2 separate regions of the Homo sapiens genome follow, and region 2 is linked to region 1. The links are chromatin loops, found by intact Hi-C in ENCODE. Cell type or tissue: heart left ventricle. All regions are shown on one strand. Each heading gives the region's core, and the rest is flanking DNA. Links, peaks and the distances in the headings are about the cores only.

Region 1 (11,925 bases), core at 1,589-9,588:
GTAAAAATATCATAAACCTTAAAACTATCACCAGTCCAATATTTTAGGAAGCATTTTATTAGTTACAAATATAAACCACCCACCTATTATTATAAACTGAAATACCAAGAGTAAACTGAAGATCATCAGGGTCATAGCATCACTATGGAGATTAAGTACTGCACTCTTTCACTATCATAAGTGATGATTTACACTTGTAAAGAAAAAGATCCAGGAGAAATATTCAGCCTGAGTGTATGTGTGTGTGTGTGTTTTTTTTTTAGTTCTCAAAAGGAGAAAACATATAAACTGATATAGTACTGGATAAAACCACAGACTACTAGGTAGCTCAGGATGCAAAAACAAACAAAGATTAAAATTCCAAACTGAAATATTTGAGAAATAATTATCCTTTGGTAAAACTCGCTGTCAAGAAGAAATTCATTTTTAATCATGAAATATATTTTTCCTATGCTATTTTTGCTTTGCTTTAATTTGCTATTTAGCAATGCCTGAAATATTAATAATTTGTTTAATAAATTCCTTCTAACTCTTAATAGATTTTTAATGAAGAAATCTGTCTTAGAGATCTGTCAAGAATTGATATTGCATACTTTCTGAAAGCGTTAAATTATTGACCTGCTGAACAGTTTCATTTGAACCTCTATCCTTTTCTTGCCATTTTCTATGTTCAGATATTCTTAGAAGCTTTGTGAAATGTAAAAATTATTGATCCTATAAGCCATAATAACAGGTATTTTAGGAATAAGAAGAAAAATGTTTCATCCACATAGTCAATTTATAAAAAATAAAATCTTTTATTCCAGATTAAAATGGTAAATCACTTGTAATTAGCCTGATAGGTAAAATAAACCCATACTACTTAAAACCATGAATGAAGATAGAGGAAAAAAAAAAAAAACATTCCCATGGGGGCCCCATCGTTGATCTATTTTCTACAAAACACGTAGCTAGCTATTCCTACATGGCTGCCTAAATGCCAGAGCTGTAACAGCTCCAGATAAATCCCTTTCTCCATGCAGATTTTCAACACTGGGAAGGTCAGCTCTGGAGTTCAACAAAGTCAAGGTGCATTCTATCAGAATGGCTGAGATGCTGACTCCCCTATTGTACTCTTCCCTGGATTATGACAATAAAACACAACGCTCAGCTTTGAAAATAAGTAAACTTGTGAAGACAGGAAATGTGTGACACTTTCATACCCCAGTCTCTTCATGACCCCAAGAGAAATTCATACAGGGTTTATCTCTGTAGATTCTGAAGACAAAATGGATCATGACAAGCCTGTAATATTTGCCATCAATCAGATCTGGATTTAATCCCCGGCTTCTCTATTTACTAAATATTTGACTTTTTTATCATTTGTTTATCTGAATGTGTTTCTTTATAATGTTGCCAACCTTATAGGACTGAGGGAAAGATTAAAGGAGATAAAGTATACATTTTCAAATGTTTGTTACCCAACCCAACACATAATTACTGCTTAATAAAAACTGGTGGCTATGGTAGTGGTGATGGTTGATCCCTGCCCCCAACATAAGTTCCAAAGCCAATACTACAGAAAAGGATAAAATACTGTGAATTAATCCCTTAGAAAAGCTCTCACTAGATGTCATCCTCTTACACCTAAAGGACTAACCAATGTTGAGATTAAAACTCAGAGATTTGGTTTTAAGTCTGCTATGGCCCAGGAACACAGAGTTTGCAGACTAGGCCCAAATGCCCAGTTAGAACCAGTGAGCAATAAACAGTATTGGGGAATGATTTTAAGATTGGGTCAGACAGACTTGAGTTCTCTAGGGTTTTTTGGGTCTTTTTTTTTTTTTTAAACATTTCTCAACGGAGCAATCATGGGAAATCTGCTTGAATTTTCTACATCTCAGTTTCCTCATCGGCAAAATATGAAAATCATTACATCTCATTACTCTCACCAGTTACTTCATGGTAATATTAGCAACATAGTTTGGATTAAGATCCTCAGAGATATTCTAGATTATAAACATTATGCTTTTTGTGACTCTGTGTTTCAGAGTTTCCCAAGCTATATGTCCCTAGAGACTTGTTCTGAGAGATGCTCTGACAAAAGAAAATAAGAGTTAAGTTCCATGGTTAAATACATTTGGGAAACACTACACCCTTTTTGGAGAGTCACAGTTAACATTGGCATATTGAAAGCCTTGAGAAATCCCACAATATAGATAACACAGACAGTGCTGATGCGTTCTGATGGTCGCAGAAACCAGCTCTGACCAACCCACACCCATTGTAAGGAGTTGCTTGGCCCCACAAAAGGAATCTACTTTGTAACTATTAAGTGGACTTCCACCTTTGTTTTTCTCTCTTAAGGTTGCCCTGATTCATTCAAAGAGGTAAGTACTGGAAAGAGGGAAAATGACATATAAAAGAACTAGATAAACTTGAAGGCATTAGCATAATTCATGTGCATCAATGGAGCCTGGATAGTTTACAGTGATAATCACATACATTTATGGATATAATTGGGGATTCCGTGAACATTTAATTACCGACAAATGGACTGAAATCTGAAAATCAGACCAAACCAGACTGAAATCTGATTTCCAAGAAAAAAATCAGGAATGTTACTGTTGTACTTTTTAGGACCTAGCAAAACAGCAGGGCTTGTCAATTGATACATTATGTATAAGACTTAATGCTATTCACTGGGAATATAATGAGTTATAAGAGATAACCTGCTCTCCTAGAAGAGTGCTTAGCACATAATAGGCCTTTAGTAAATATTTGCTAAATATAGGAGCACATTAAAACACAAATCTTACTAGACCCCATAAAAGGGCTGGATTTACAATACAAAATGAAAAGAAGACAATGCAGGTATCTTTTATTAATGCCTAGTATTAACTGATATAAATGCACAGCAAATAGTTTCAAATTTTCAGCTAGATTCTAACTTCTCAGTTGTATAAAGAATTATGGATGAAATTAGCAAAAGAGCTAGTTTAGGTTTTGCATGGAAAAATCCTGCAATTTTGGTATAGATCTACAAGTGAACAAGCCATGTGTCTTATCTAATTAATTCAGACATCTGGGTTCATACTTTGAGTGATGACATGGCTGGTGGAGTCCAAGAGTGTCCAAGGGACACATTACTGCATGAAAACACTCAAAGTTTGGGTTGGAGTTCATCAGAGGGATAAGCAAGTCCAGCTTTCAGGAAGAAGTTTTTTTTTTCATACAAAAGACTAAAACTTGAAGATAGAGTGAAGTAATTAACCAAAACAGGGAGGAGCACAAATATAAGGGAGAAGAGCAGCTCATAAGCTCAGAGGCAAAACCCAGCTCAGAAACAGAGAGGAAATCAGAAAAGAGCTGGGAAGGACATATTTGATGACACCAAGAAATTTTGTATAAAGAGTTTCTTATGGTTTAGTTGGATATTTGTAATTTGACTAAAGAGCAACCGCTTTTGTTACAAGACTATTTTCTGGCAGCCAAATAGCTTCTGGTATGCTGGGAAATTCAAAGGAAAGAAAGAATTAACTCATACAAATTGCTTAGAACAGGAAAGGAATGCATTTACCCTTATGGGCTGTTATGGACTAAATATTTGTATCCCGAGATTCATATATTAAAACCCTTACCCCTAATGTGACGGTATTAGAAGGTGGGGACTTTGGGACATGATGGTGAAGCCCTCTTGAATGGAATTAGTGCTCTTATTAAAAAGATCCCAGAAAGATCCCTCACTCTTTCCACCATGTGAGGACACAGCAAGAAGACAAGCTGTCTATGAACCAGGAAGTGGGCCTCCTCAGACACTGAATCTGCTGGAACCTGCATCTGAGATTCTCAGCCAGCAGGACTGTGAAAAACAAATGCTTGTTGTTTAAACCATACGGTCTATGATATTTTTGTTATAGCAGCCTGAACAGACTGAAACATGGACATTCTAAGATCATGAGAGGCCAGAACACACTGGATTTAGAGCATGAGGCCTGGGATTCAATCTTGGCCCTACCAATTTATTTCTAGTTATTTTACATTACGCAAGTCATGGAAACTCATGAGTTTTAAAGACTTACCTAGTTGGTAATAGGTATTTTATAGGGATTACGTAAAGGTTAAATGACTGTCTATAAAAGTGCTTTTTAAATTACTTCCTACATAATAAGTGCTAAAAAAGTAGTTTTCCAAATATTTCCTCATCAAAAGATTATTAGCAATTTTTTTTATTTGATAGGAATGGGCCAATGTATCTAAATCTCCTTTTTCTGTTTTCAGGAGAAATTTATCTGCCAACTAAATTACAGAGGAATAAAGTTGAATAAGGAGGGCAGTTTTGTGGCCTAGCTAGATATCTCCCTGACTTTAAATTTTGCTCTTATATGTGATATTATATTGCACCCAAATATTTCTAAAACTTTAGATGCACTTTTCACTGCAACTTTACTATGATCTTCATTGTTTTGTTCAATATATGTTTATAATAATATTAGGATATTTTCACAAATTATACATACTCTTTGCATGTTTTAATACTGCAGAGACATATGGAATATTAGGATACCAAATTGGATTTTTTTCATGCCAAACTGTAGCATTTAAAAAAATACTGTTTCTATATCATATTTCAGTTTGAAGTACTTTTTAATGGGGCTTAATAATATTTATATGTAAGTATTTAATAAAGCCTTAATTGAATAAGTCATGTTAAAATGTAACCACAATAAGTTATTAGCTTGCCTATATAAATGCCAACAAAAATAATGCCAATTTACTTGTCTAATTCTTAAGTCAAACACAAAATTGCTTAATACATTAAAGAGAAAAAACGTCAACTTTTCAAACAAAAAATTTATTTTATAGAATATTAATGTTTTGAAACTTCAAGAATATCTACTTCTGAAATTAGGATCCTCTGTCCATTAGTCAATTAAATATATGTGCACAATTAAATACATCTGTATTAATTTCTAATAAACATGAGGCTCTGAGGTCAGATAGCCAAGATCCCAATGTTTACTATTTGTGGCACTTAACCTTACTTTTTTTTTTTTTTTACTTAGGTTCCTTATCAGAAAAAATGGAAATTATCTCATAAAATGACTACATGAATTGTATAAAGTGTTTTAGCCTAGGACATAGCACACAGTAAAACCTTAGTTAATATCAGCTCTGTAGGACTAATAATATAACTCTATCCCGATTCATTTTTTTAACCTATACAATTTAAAAATAATTTAAACTACATCAGGGCTTAGGTAAGGCCTGAAATATTACATTATACTTAATTATAGATGACGACCTCTGCTATGAGTCTTTTGTAAAGGTATTTTTCACACCTAGTATCATCCTGGTGCCTCATCTCCTTAGGTAAAACTTCTTCTTCATCCAAATATCCGAAAAGGTGTTAAACAACTCAGGTAAGACTTCTCATTTAAGGTCACTCTAATTACAGCAGCAACAACAGATGTATATACATTCACTAATAAAAGAATAATTTGTGGTTGTGTCCCTCTGAAAGTTAAGCCAGAAAATTTTAGATTTTATTGAGACATAAAAAGAAACATTGCTCTCCAAGTCAAATTCTCTATTATTAAAATATGTCATCCTTTATGAATTTCATAAATAGCAAACCCAGGAACAGAGTAACCATTTTAAAAAGTCTGGAGGGGATTCCATAACAACATTTAAATACATTACTACTCAAACAATTTGATTGGATTATAAAATATTTGAAGCTGCAGCTGTAGTTGTGATGTTTACTGTTGATTATTTTGATTTCAAGATCCTCACACAAAAAATACAAGTTTACAGAACTATTTATATTAAATAAGTGCACTGTAAAATGAAATGTACATAATATATATTTACCTAAAAAGGACAAAATTAGAAATAGCAAAATAAAATCATAGTTCTTTAAAAGTTCTATCTCCGAATAGGAATAGTTACCTCAAAACCAAAAAGACTAAATACATGTTCTAGTTGAAAATGTATTGAAAACTAAGCAAAAGACATTAATGTGAGTTCTGGTTATCATAAAACTTTACAATAGTGAACTACACATGATTCTACATAAATCTAAAAACATTTTGCAAACATGAAAGCATTTATAACCTAACAACTATAAAGTAATAATTCTATTATTTTATTTTTGAAGATCAGGCCCAGAATTATATAATGAGATTTGACTTCAAAGTGGCAAGTTTTATCAGCATGTTCTACCATCACATATTTAAAGAAATCAGGTGAATGGATTAAAAAAATAAAGATACAATAATTATATACATATGTGCTCCCTAGGATGTTAAAATAATATGGGGAAAAATGCAGCTGAAAGATTTCCACTGTACCCAACTCCACTTCCCTACCAAAGCAGAAGATGGAACAATGATGACTAGAAATCTTCATGAACAAGAGGAAATTCCAGTTTCTAACTGAAACCTTACTATAAACAGTTATCTGCGATAAGCTGTATTTGTCATAAAAGGCTCAAGCTGCATTGACAGATCTTACATCAGGGGTCCCCAACCCGCTGGGCTGCAGACCAGTACCGGTTTGTGGCCTGTTAGGAACCAGGAAACACAGCAAGAAGTGAGTGGTGGGCAAGCCAGCATTACAGCCTGAGCTCCGCCTCCAGTCAGCCCAGCAGAGACATTAGATTGTCATAGGACCACAAACCCTGCTTGTGAACTGTGCATGTGTGGGATCTAGGTTGCACGCTCCTTATGAGAATCTAATGCCTGATGAGGTGAAACAGTTTCATCCCAAAACCACCACTCCCCATGCCAGTTTCGTGGAATTGTCTTCCATGAAATTGGTCCCTGGTGCCAAAAGGCTGGGGACTGCTGCACAAGCCTCCCATTAGATGGAGAAATAAATACCTCCACAAATGTTTCAATCTTAAGAATACCCACCAAGGGCGGGCGCGGTGGCTCAAACCTGTAATCCCAGCACTTTGGGAGGTCGAGGCAGGCAGATCACTTGAGGTCAGGAGTTCGAGACCAGCCTGACCAACATGGAGAAAACCCATCTCTACTAAAAATACAAAATTAGCCAAGCATGGTGGCACATACCTGTAATCCCAGCTACTCAGGAAGTTGAGGCAGGAGAATCGCTTGAACCTGGGAGGCTGAGGTTGCGGTGAGCTGAGATCGTGCCATTGCACTCCAGCCTGGCAACAAGAGCAAAACTTCGTCTCAGAGAAAAAAAAAAAAAAAGACTACCCCCTAAAGAACCATAGTCAACTATGGTTCAACTATAAACAACTGCATTTAACTTCAGGTTAGCCTATAAGTTTTGAATATTCACTATATCGACCCACCCTCCTTAAGCCCAATGATAATAATAATAATAATAGCACTACAATTTTTTTCATGTATGATATTGGTTTTCAATTTTTTTAATTTTAAAAAACCTCTTTGTAATCACTAGCCCTATCTGACAAATGAGGAGGAAACTAATGCTTAGCTAATTAAGTATCTTGCCCAAAGTGATGCAGCTCATAAATAAGACAGCTTAGACCATGTGTTTTACTAAGTCAGAGTAGAGAAAAGCCATTTACAGAAGTGTGGAGTGACTGTCTGGCTCTGAAATTGGACAGATGTAATTTCAAATTCCAGTTTCAACTCTTTGGAAAGTCACTTAAGTTCTTCTACCTTCTGTTTTCTCATTTGTAGAATAAGGATCATAGTAGTATCTGCTTCATAAGGCTGTTGTGGGAATCAAATAAACTAGCGTATGTAAAGTACTATTTTAGAAGCCTAAATAAGTGACGAGTACATGAAACAAGTATACACAATGTAAATTTTCAAATGTACAATCTCTAGATTACTAGCTGATGAATCATTAGGTTCTAATTAGGGAAACAGATATTATCCCCTAAAATTTGCTAAAATTTGGTCAGGAAGTCATTTATGCCTTAATGTTGATTAATAATCCATGTATCTAGCTGGCTTGGAGAAAGAATACCAACAACCTGGGAGATAATTTGTTGAAATACAAGAAACAACATGTAGGAAAAGAGAAAGGTAAAGAAATTAGCACTAGACCTACTCACTCTCTCACTTGATCAGCCTTTACTCCCTTACCTCCAGTTCTTCCTTTTCTGCTTTTATAATGGGTGCTTGTGGTATAAATAAAAGGAGGTCAGGCTATAAATTCAGATGACCCAAATTGAAGACGAGTCTTTCATAGAGTGACCTGAGATCTCAATATCTCTGAGTCCTAATATATTCATCTGCAAAATAAAGATGATAATGCCTGCTAATACACCTCATTATGCATGTGAGAGCAGTTTATTGTATATGTGTATTTTATTATCTAAAATTAGTCATACTAGATCTAGATGTAGACTGGTTTCCTGCTTTCAACCAATTTATGACTAAAGTTTTTAGAGTCTTTAAAATATTTAGTTTGGGGTAATGGTATCTAGATATTTTAAAACTTTTCCAGGGTAGCATACTGAACTGCTTATGATATAGAAAATTTTCACTTTTTTTTGACAAATGAAATGTTGATATAGCTTTACTTTAATGGTTAAGAGAGGGGATGGCTTTGAATACTTTGGAGACACATGTGCAACCTGTGTTTTACATGCAATCCCTATAATATAAAGATCTTTCATATGATAAAGTTTTCTTTATAAAGAGAGAGGATTTACAAGTCACACATGAAAAATAATCTTGTTATTTTACAATCACAGTTTGCAGCTGCCCTGTATATTCATTATCTAGAAGGTAAAAGTGGACAAATATAATTTGGTAAGGTTGATCATTTCAGAGGTGAATGTAGACTTTGAGCTTTATTAACTAAAGTTGAAAATTAGACCACCAGATTTCAACTACCCAGCAGTAATTAATTCCAGCATGTGAAGCTTAATTAAGGAAAAACAAAATACATTGCAAATTGTTGAAAAGAAAAGCCACCAACTGATGACACAGGACTATTTAAATATATTAAAGAAATGGTGCAGTATGTTAAGCATGTAATTCCGCCAAAATTCTCCCAGCTTTATTTTGTCTTCCTTTCCATATCCTTGGCTCTCAAAAATTCATTCTCAGTTCTTTGGCAAAAGAGACTGGAAGAGACCAGAAGGAGGAGAGGGGGAGTGGACAGCTCATGCTAATGCCACTTTTCATTTCATTTTTTTTGAAAAATCCTACTTTGTGCATATAAAATATAGTTCATTTCTTATCCTGAGAGTTACCCTGGCATATGGCTCAATTGGAAACATCAAGGTTTTTAGTTCTTTTTAAAATGGCTTGCCTCTTTTCCAGACTTTTCTTCAGATGTATTGTCAATGCCACTTTTAGAGTCTATCACCCTTATATTGGTAAAATCTTCTTCACTTTCTGGCCAGGAAGGTACTGACCATGATGGTAAATGAATAGTGAGTGGGACAAGTCTGGGACTGATTGTGAAAGCACCCATCTAAGCAGTTCCTTTTTCAGATATTATTGAGCTTGTGTTGTTGGAGTTTTTAGTAATATAAAAGACATGTTCTCTAGACCCAGAAAGAAAACTCACTTCTACTTTTTACTCTTCTATTGAGTTAAGTAATCCAAAGGCATCTATTGAACTTTATAATCATGCTCTGAAATCTGTGTGCTCAATTGAAATTCCATGAGCCCAGTCTAATCCTGATCCTTCTTGATAAAATACAATGCTGATTAATGCTGATCTTAAGAACATTTCTATGTATCTGAAGATTTTTAAACTCAATGCTTGTCTGGTCTGGTATTGGCATGACTAAAATATCCAATTTTAAAAGTTGAATGTGGGCTGTAAGAATTAATATCTTGTTCTATTGACCATCTTGGTTAAAGTTTTTGGTTTGCAAAGTATAAAAATACTTGTCCAATTTAATTCATCAAGACTGTTCTGCATTATTCTGCAATAAATCCTGTATAGAGTCCACTGAATGCATGGAATCATTGGATAATGGCAGACTCTGCCCAAAGAGGGGAAAAAAAGATAGCCTAAAAGTAAGTATCAAATAGGGAAGTTTTGAGTATGAAATAAAAGATAAAGGTAAAAGAAAACTGGAGGGAGATAAGTAGTTTGTTCCTTATTTTTCCTAAATGGAAATATATTTTATAATGTTTTATAAGAAATATAAACAATATTTCTCTTAAAAAGTATAAAAAGTGTTATTCTTTGTTTGCAATGCTAAGAAAGTTTTCATGATACTTTATAAAAGTGACTTTCGATTTCTGGCTGGCAATAATTTCTGAGTCCTGAGGCAATTGTCAGTCACTTTTTCAAATTGGAGAATACAGTAATAGTTTTAAGAGTATACCCTTATTTTCAGCTCAATATGTACATTCTAAATCTAAATATCATGTGTAAACAAGTATACATAGAGCTTCATGTGACAAAAATATACAAGTTATAAAAATTCATTCACAATCAGTAACATACAAATGTCTGTATCCAGAAATTTTGAAGGACTGAGCAAGGTTATATTTTTCCTTAGCACATTCTTCATCTATTTTCCATTTTTCTTACCTGGCAGGCAGCTAGGGGCTACAGAGTCAAATAATGAAGTTGTCTTTCATTTGGATATAGTTTATTAATGGGAAAACACTAATCCATTAATCAACCGAAGTCAGTAATTTTTTTTTAAAAAGTATCTTCTTTGGTAACAGAGATCACATACCTCTTAAAAAGGAGCCATTATCTCCATGGGTTTCTCAGCTGAAGTTAAAAGTCTAAAAATGATTTTCATTCATTCCTCATTAATATGCAAAATTATTCAAATTAGATAGTAATTAACCATCTACTCAGTAGAAAACCTTTTCATGATAATTTATGATAAACTCAGTTGCCGCTTTGATTGAGATTGATTTTTGGTGTTGAGAATCTATCATGAATACAAAAAAGCACCTGAAAAAATATTTTTAAACACCTAACTTATTGCTTAGCTAATTACATGGTAGCCATCTTCACAGACTGTTCCAAAGAGAAGCTTATCAAATAAGATCAGTCCAAAAAAAAGCTGTGCAGTGCATACACTCTTCCCATATTTATAGTAAATCTCAGCCCAGAGCACAATGTCTGGATGCCTCTGTTTAGTTGACTCATATCATTTTTGGACTTATTATTCTTTAATTGAACTAACTGTCACACTCCAGATAAGACTGCCTGGCTAATACAGAATTTCAATAAGAGGCAAACTATGGAAATTTTCACATATCCTCACGATCAATTGATTTCACAGGATATTTTACTCAATGGGCTCAGTTATGATTTGTAAACAGACTTCAGTTTTACTTTCTGCAGATGAGAAAGAGACCTCAGTAGTAGGTGATGAAAGGGTGATTATTATGTGCTTGTCAGGCTAGTGGAAGTCATTTTCATTCTCAACAACAAAAGCTGGAGTTGAGTATCGGTGACCATAGGGTACGCAACTGGATCTAAACACTGAAGACTGCTATTCAAAACGTTGCTCCCTGAGAGTAACAAAAACATGGGGACACAGTTAGTGACCTTCTCTTAGCACTTTTTAAAAATACACAAAGGAAAACACCTACTACTTTCAGTACCTATTTGGTTGCAGAGATCAACTATGGGTGAGAATTCCTGTGGCAATAGATGAAAAGGAAAATCTGACTCCGGCTGGGTGTAGGTGGCTGCCTCAATCATCCACTTAAAAGCATTTTATTATGGGATCAGAATAGTACATGTTATATTTTGGCAAGCATTTTACCTTCATTTATATTTGTATGCAAGAAGATTCTAGATGTTATTTCATTTGCTCCTCTGTCAGGTATGATGGACAGATACTGAACTCATTTTCCAGATGAAGAACATGAGGCCTGAGTGGTGTGACTGTTAACGAATTAATCAGCCAGTTAGATGAGCAGGGACTAGGACTTGGTGTTCTTTCTGCTTTTTTCTTGCTAGCTACTTGGTATTTTTCAAAATGTCTCCCAAAGATGGCCT
Region 2 (8,000 bases), core at 1-8,000, 300 kb after region 1:
TGAATTATCTAGGAACATATGATTATTACAATAAATGTATCTTATAAAGTGTATTAGTCTGTTTTCATGCTGCTAAGACACACCCAAGACTTGGCAATTTACAAAAGAAAAAGGCTTAATTGGACTCACAGTTCCATGTGGCTGGGGAAGGCTCACAATCATGGTGCAATGCAAGGAGGAACAAGTCCCATCTTACACGGATGGCAGCAAAGACAGAATAAGGAAGATGCAAAAGCAGAAACCCAATAAAACCATCACATCTCATGACACTTATTCATTACCATGAGAACAATATGGGGGAAACCGCCCTCCCACAACACATGAGAACTGTGGGAGTACAATTCAAGATGAGACTTGGGTAGGGACACAGAGTCAAACCATATCATTCTACCCCTGACCCCTCCCCAAATGTCCTCACATTTCAAAACCAATCATGCCTTCCCAACAGGCCCCCCAAAGTCTTAACTTATTTCATCATTAACTCAAAAGTCCACAGTCCAAAGTCTCATCTAAGACAAGGCAAGTCTCTTCCACCGATGAGCCTAATAAAATCAAAAGCAAGTTAGTTACTTCCTAGATACAACAGGGGTATAGGCATTCGATAAATACAGCCATTCCAAATGGGAGGAATTGGCCAAAACAAAGGAGCTACAGGCCCCATGCAAGTCCAAAATCCAGCAGGGCAATCAAATCTTAAAGCTCCAAAATGATCTCCTTTGACTCCATGTCTCACATCCAGATCATGCTGATACAAGAGTTGAGTTCCCATGACCTTGGGGAGCTAGACCCCTGTGATTTTGCAGGGTATGGCACCCCCACCCGGCTGAGTTCATGGGCTGGTGTTGAGTGCCTGTGGCTTTTCCAGGCACAGTGTGCAAGCTGTCAGTGGATCTACCATTCTGGGGTCTGGAAGATGGTGGCCCTCTTCTCACAGCTACACTAGGCGGTGCCTCAGTAGGGACTCTGTGTGGGGACTCCAATCCCACACTTCCCTTCCGCATTGTCCTAACAGAGGTTCTCCATGAGGGCCCCACCCCTGCAGCAAACTTCTGCCTGGGCATCCAGGAATTTCCATACATCTTCTGAAATCTAGGCGGAGGTTCTGAAACCTCAGTTCTGGACTTCTGTGCACCCACAGGCTCAACAACATGTGGAAGCTGCCAAGGCTTGGGGTTTGCACCCTCTGCAGCCACGGCCCAAGCTCTACACTGGCCCTTTTCAGCCACAGCTGGAGCAGCTGGGATGCAGGGAACCAAGTCCCTAGCCTGCACACAGTGCTGGGACCCTGTGCCCACTTTTTCCTCCTACACCTCCAGGGCTGTTATGTGAGTGGCTGCCGTGAAGACCTCTGGCATGCCCTGGAGACATTTTCCCCATTATCTTGGGGACTAACATTTGGCTCCTTGTTACTTATGCAAATTTCTGCAGCTGGCTTGAATTTCTGCTCAGAAAACGGGATTTTCTTTTCTATCACATTGTCAGGCTGCAAATTTTTTGAACTTTTATTTTATGCTGTTTCCCTTTTAAAACTAAATGCTTTTAATAGCACCCAAGTCACCTCTTCAATGTTTTGCTGCTTAGAAATTTCTTCCACCAGATACCCTAAATCATCTCTCTCAAGTTCATAGTTCCACATATCTCTAGGGCAGGGGCAAAATACCACCAGCCTCTTTGCTAAAACATAACAAGAGTAACCTTTGCTCCAGTTCCCAACAAATTCCTCACCTCCATCTGAGACCACCTCAGCCTGGACCTTACTGTCCATATCACCATCAGCATTTTGGGCAAAGCCAAGCAACTAGTCTCTAGGAAGTTCCAAACTCTCCCACATTTTCCTATCTTCTGAGCCTTCCAAACCGTTCCAACCTCTGCCTGCTACCCAGTTCCAAAGTCGCTTCCACATTTTCAGGTATCTTCTCAGCAATGCCCCACTCTACTGGTACCAATTTACTGTATTAGTCTGTTTTCATGCTGCTGATAAAGACATACCCAAGATTGGGCAATTTACAAAAGAAAGAGGTTTAATTGGACTTACAGTTCCACATGGCTGGGGAAGCCTCACAATCATGGTGGAAGGCAAAGAGGAGCAAGTCCCATCTTACATGGATGGCAGCAGGCAAAGAGAGAATGAGGAAGATGCAAAAGCAGAAACCCCTGATAAAACCATCAGATCTCCTAAGACTTATTCATTACCATGAGAACAGTATGGGGGAAACTGCCCCCGTGATTAAATTATCTTCCACCGGGTCCCTCCTGCAACACATGGGAATTGTGGGAGTACAACTCAAGATGAGATTTGGGTGGGGACACAGGGGATACAGAACCAAACCATATCATAAAGTGATATGTATTTCTTCCAAACTGGGACATATTTGAGACTGACAGGGGCCAAAACAAAAAGCATAAATTAGGGCTGTCCTAGGCAAAATGGTATGCATGATAAGCTACTCAAAGCAAAAGTATTTGGTACTTTCAACTCTAGGATACTCTTAATACCAAACAGAAAATCTTGTTAAACACAAAGGACTGTTTAATTCTTATTTTTTTAATAGGCCATTCTGTAAAACAACATGGGCAGAAGTTAACAGAAACCCACCAAGACATCATTTTGTATCACTTACCTTTGTGAGCCAGTGTTACACCCAAAATAACCCAGACCTGTCATACCATCTTCACGTTAACCTTTGGGGAAGTTGCTGTTTTGACTGTGTTTTTATAGAAATTGAAATAAGAACAGAAATTATAACAATAGCAATCAAACTTAAGGTCAACTACTAATTCTCAATATTATTTCCATATTTCTTTCTAAGGAAAGAAAGGGAAGCTTTCATCTTATTTTAAATATTTCTTTTTCTTTTCCAACTTAGAATTTGTATAATGTCTAATCCTATAGAGTTGATTAGAAATACCAAATATGTAATTTAAAAACACAGCAAGGCCAGCATTATCTAACAAGGATTTTTCTGTATCAGATTTTATGATTATACTGACAAATCTACAAGATTATTATTTAGAGTGTAAGGAAAATACAGACTTATTGACAGAGTCTAGAAATCATTAAGATTCTGTAAATACATTTAAATCAATCTGTCATGCAAATCATTGTGTGTGTCATTTCAAAAGATAATTTAAATTAAGAATTTAGCCAGCTCCTCAGGCGGGGCCTTAAACAGTAGCAATTCTAGTATGTGGACAGCACAGTTCAGGTCTCAGCTTTAGATCAGCAGGTCCTGAAACCCAATTTTATCAGTGTATGTGTGTACCAGACCTAATTTAAGAGTTAAGCCATAAAAATAAAGTTGATAGGTTTTGTCACTCTACCAGACAGTAATGGATTAACACAAACAGAATTATCTTCTTTGGCTTCTCACAATCCATGCACACCACTTCTCTTCTGCTAAAACATTCTTTATTTTTAAACAGTATAAAACAAATGATTAAGTAACAGCAGCTAAATCGAAAGTCATTTATTCATCCTAGGCCAGGCATGGCAGCGAACACCTGTTAATCCCAGCATTTTGGGAGGCTGAGGCAGGAGAATCATTTCAGCCCAGGAGTGTGAGACTCGCCTGGGCAATACAGCAAAACCTTGTCTCTTAAAAAAGAAAAAAAAAAAAAAAGAGAGGGAAAAAAAGTCATTCATCCACCTTAGTAACTATAATTAAACTATAATCTTTCACAAATCTACGCAACAGATTTTGAAACTCTCCAAGGGTGTGTTAATTTTGCAAATCGTCCATTTTATTCGTGGTAAGATACTTTTTATTAGTTTCACCCTCAATGTGTGACTATCTCCAGGTAGTTGGGGAGAATTTATTAAAGGCTCCATATCGGAGCTGCCCTATGGGACAACTCTAGGGAGCATCATTCACACAGAATGCCTGAGTGGTGTTATGTACCCAGCCCTGTCTATATACACTTGTTTTATAGAAAAAGTTGGAAATAAAAATATTTATCCTAAAATTTATCCTGAGAAATTAAATAAGAATACATGAAGCACCTAGCACAGTCAGTGGCACACAACAGAAACTTCATAAACAACAGTCCCAGTATGTAACAATCTTAGTGAAAAAAGGAGGCAATTATATTGTGATAAGTGACATATGATAGAGATATTCATATCCTTATTTTTGGCTTTCATCTATTATCGAAGTTAGAAATCTGTTCCTTTTTCTCCTACATTAGAACAATGGGTATAATACAAAGCAAAAGACAACACTTTCTATTTAGCTCACAAAACACTTACTCCATATTTTATATACTTGACTATTTCTCTTATAACTCTCAAGAATCCTATAATTATACTCTACCCTTCTTATCGTGGTCATAATTCAGTATTACTATGATCAACTACCTAAATTCTGACTCTTCCACTAGATATAAGTTCCATGAGGAATCTTTATTGTTGTTGCTCTTGTTGACAGGGTCTCACTGTCACCTAGACTGAAGTGCAGTGGTGTGATCTCAGCTCCCTGCAGCCTCGACCTACCCAGGCTCAAGTGATCCTCCCACCTCAGCCTCCCGAGAAGCTAGGTGCGTACCACCACACCTAATTTATTTATTTATTTATTTTTGTATTTTGTAGACACGGGGTTTCACCATGTTGCCCAGGTTGGTCTCAAACTCCTGAGCTCAAGTGATCTGCCCCACCTCAGCCCCCCAAAGTACTGGGATTACAGGTGTGAGCCACCACACCTGGCCCATGAGGAATCTTAAGTCTTGCCTTATGTATCCTTAGTGCTTTACATTATAGGAAGTCCATAAATATTATTAGCAGGGTAAAAAAATGAGTGATTCAAAAATCTCATATCACATCCTTAACGCTTCAACTGATTTTTCTTATTGCACTTCTCTCAACCATGTCAGATCCACTGAGGTAGGCTGCCTCAAACTCACCATCTCAATACAACAGAAATAAAACTAGAACATTTCCTCTGTCCTTGACAAACCCTTTCTACATTTCCAACTATGCTCTAAAAAACAAATATTAACATTAAGCATCTGAAGATAAGTCAAAATAATATTTCTTTATTCCATCAATCTATACCTAAAGAATGACTAGGTCCATGACATCAATGCCTCAAAACTAATCATAACCTCAGCAGGAACTGCTGCTAGGGCATCTCAACTTTTTGCTTGTCTTCCCTGTCTCTCCTCACCATTGTTATGCTTAATTTTATTTAAAAGGCTCCAACCATCCCAAATCCTACTCAAGACTAATGTCTTAATAAATAAAGCCTAATCTCATGAATAAATATCAACCAGTCCTCAATATCATAATATAGTACACTTACAATTATATGTAACATCTATTTCTGGCCTAAATGGAATAGCTTGCTAAAGACCAACACTTCTACAGTGAACAACTAAAGTAGGCTGATAAAAAGAAAATGGGGGAAAAAAATTGAAAGCATCAAAGAATTGCTAAACTGACCAGGCCTTGAAGGGCCAAAGTCCTAAAGAAGAGGGAACAGAAGTGAAGTAAGCCAACATTCTGAAGCCATTTTCCTCAATATATTTATCAATTCTGGCACAGGGCAAGAGAAGAAGGATCTGGGCAAAGAGCCCAGATTGAGAGCTGCTATTAAGTGGCAAAAAAAAAAAAAAGCATCATTTCCGCCAATCTCTTGAGGATAGAGAGAGAAAAATAACAGACTGGAAAGGCCAGAATCTGGGGAAAGGTAGGCCCAGAACCTGGCCTAACATTCTGCCAATATTCCCTCAAAACTTCTGATAAATCCTTAAACTGTAGGGAATAAGAGGATAAAAAGTCAAGCAGAAAGGCAATGAAAAACAAGATTTAGAAAGTTCATAATACAAGGAGAAATTAATTGGAATTCAGGGCCTACCAGTGAGACAAAGTCTCAGTGAATACCCCAGGATCTCTGTGGGAACTCTTGAAAGACTGCTCCTAAAAGCAATGCTAACAAAAAGTGATAGAGCTTTGTCAAAAATGGACCCCAAACTGTAATTGAGAGGTCTTGTGGAGACACAAAGGTTAGAGTTTAGGATCTACCAGGGGGGAAATCCCAATGAATATACCTGGCTCTTGCTTGGAAGCTCTAAAGGGTTATAGCTTGAGACAGGAAGGGCAGCAATCAGAGGTAGACTGACCTCTATGAAAACTACAACCCATCCTGAACCCACTTGGGCCCTTTGCCAATCTGTTCCCAGTCTATCTTCCCAGGAAGAGAAAAGCTAAACCCTGTACAGAAGAAAATAATATCATCTGGGGCCTCTAAACTATTTTATGTGCAATATCCAACAGTAAACATAGCACTACATAGCACTGAAGTCTGAATAGCCAAGGGCAAATGCAGCAGGGGCAATGAGAAAAGGTACACTAACTAGTATGCCTCCAAATTAAGCCAGTTTCCTCATTTATCTCCTTTCACCAGTTCTTTTGAAAGAAAGAATAGTTACCTTATTGAGCAGAGACAAGATTTAAGATTTTACATTTTTTGTTACAGAACATTTCAATTCTGTATTGAATCAGTTATGAAAATAAAGAAAAGTAGAGAAAAACCCTTTAGTTTTCAAAAAGTATTAGGGATGCCAAAATATAAGATCATATGACAATAAACCATACACAAAAAAGTGAAAACAGAATGCACACTGTCCACCTTCCCATTCACACACAGGTACCTTCATACCTTGACCTCTGACCTCACCTACAACTGGGATGTACCTAGAGATGTGGGGTAGTTCTCCTTACCGCCCAGGTTGGAATCCAAGCACGGGGGTAAAGCGGGTGAGGAGAAGAGGCTCGCTTCTCTACCATCCTTCATGATTCCTGACCCCCCAATCCTTTTTCCCATTTCCTTTGATGTTATTTTATTACAGCTTTTTAAATATTTTTAAAAAATTATTTAACCCTTGGCAGCAGAGACTAAGGAGGGGAATAAGGAATTGCAGACTCTGTATGACTGAAATAAAGAGAAATAAAAACAACAGAAAGGGATCCAGAATACAGGACTTTGAAAAAAATACACACACACACACATTACATATATATATATTTTTATATATAGATTTATATATATATTTATATATTTTATATATATATATATATATATATATATATATATATATATATATATATATACACACACACACACACACACACACACACATATATATGTTTGGCTAAAACAAGAGGAATTTATTCTCTCATAGTTCTGGAGGCCAGGGGTTCCACATCTGTTCACTGGGCAAAAATCAAGGTGTCAGCAAAGATGTGCTCCCTCTGGAGGCTCTAGGAGAGAATCTATTCCTTGCCTCTTCCAGTTTCTGGTGGCTGCCAGCAAGAAAAATATTTTAAAACTATGAAAGAAAATAGAGAAAAAGAGGAAGAATTTCAATACAGCATTAAAATCTGTTTTAAAAAAATGCAAATGGTAAAGAGCAGTTTTTAAAATATGTAACTAATTAGCTTGTGTAGTTATAACAAAGTAGACATTAAGACAAGAATATTTCTAGAGATGAAAAGAAACATGTCCTAATAACAAAAGGGAAAACCAACAAGGAAGATATAGCAATTATAAATCTGTATGTACCCAATAACATGACTGCAAATAGACATAAAGCAAAATTTTGAGGAACAAAAACAATTCCAAAAATTCACAATCATATTGGGAGAATTTAACACAGCTCTCTCCAGAGCTCTCAGGACAAGCGGACAAAAAAAAAAAATAAATCATTAAACATATTGGATATCTGACACACATAATTAATAAATGTGAGGAATGAATAAAAGCAAAGCACTGTACCCAACAAGAGATTACATACTCTTCTTAAGTGGAAATAGAACACATACCAAAATTGACAAGGTGCTGGGTCATAAAGCAAGCCTCAGTAAACTTCAAAGTATTGAGATAATTAAAAGGATGATTTCTGACAAAAGTAGACTTAAACTGGAACTCAATAACCCAAAAATCTCCAGTTGTTTGAAAATTAAGAGATATACTAAATAAGTCAAAAGAAATCACAATGAAAATTAA

The links. A loop is a pair of places that touch in the nucleus more often than their neighbours do. Peaks named below come from ENCODE experiments on the same cell type or tissue, not always from the same donor. Only the 100,000 strongest peaks of a DNase experiment are listed, where the experiment ranks them.
Region 2: a loop joins it to region 1, with 2.8 times the contacts of the local background. A loop is called at or near these places in 7 of 110 quality-filtered maps.

The regions. Positions count from the first base shown.
Region 1 is chr2:57,909,226-57,921,150 of GRCh38, forward strand. It overlaps LOC124907770 (a long non-coding RNA gene), which reads right to left and starts at 7,097. Exons shown (of 2, transcript XR_007086325.1): 1 at 7,056-7,097; 2 at 4,816-5,496. It also overlaps a transcript of VRK2 not described here. In heart left ventricle, for the core only: no CTCF peak of the experiment used is centred there; no DNase peak of the experiment used is centred there.
Region 2 is chr2:58,210,112-58,218,111 of GRCh38, forward strand. All of the region lies in intron 5 of FANCL (FA complementation group L), which reads right to left. Among named protein-coding and RNA genes, the nearest start is that of FANCL, 27 kb to the right of the region's middle. In heart left ventricle, for the core only: no CTCF peak of the experiment used is centred there; no DNase peak of the experiment used is centred there.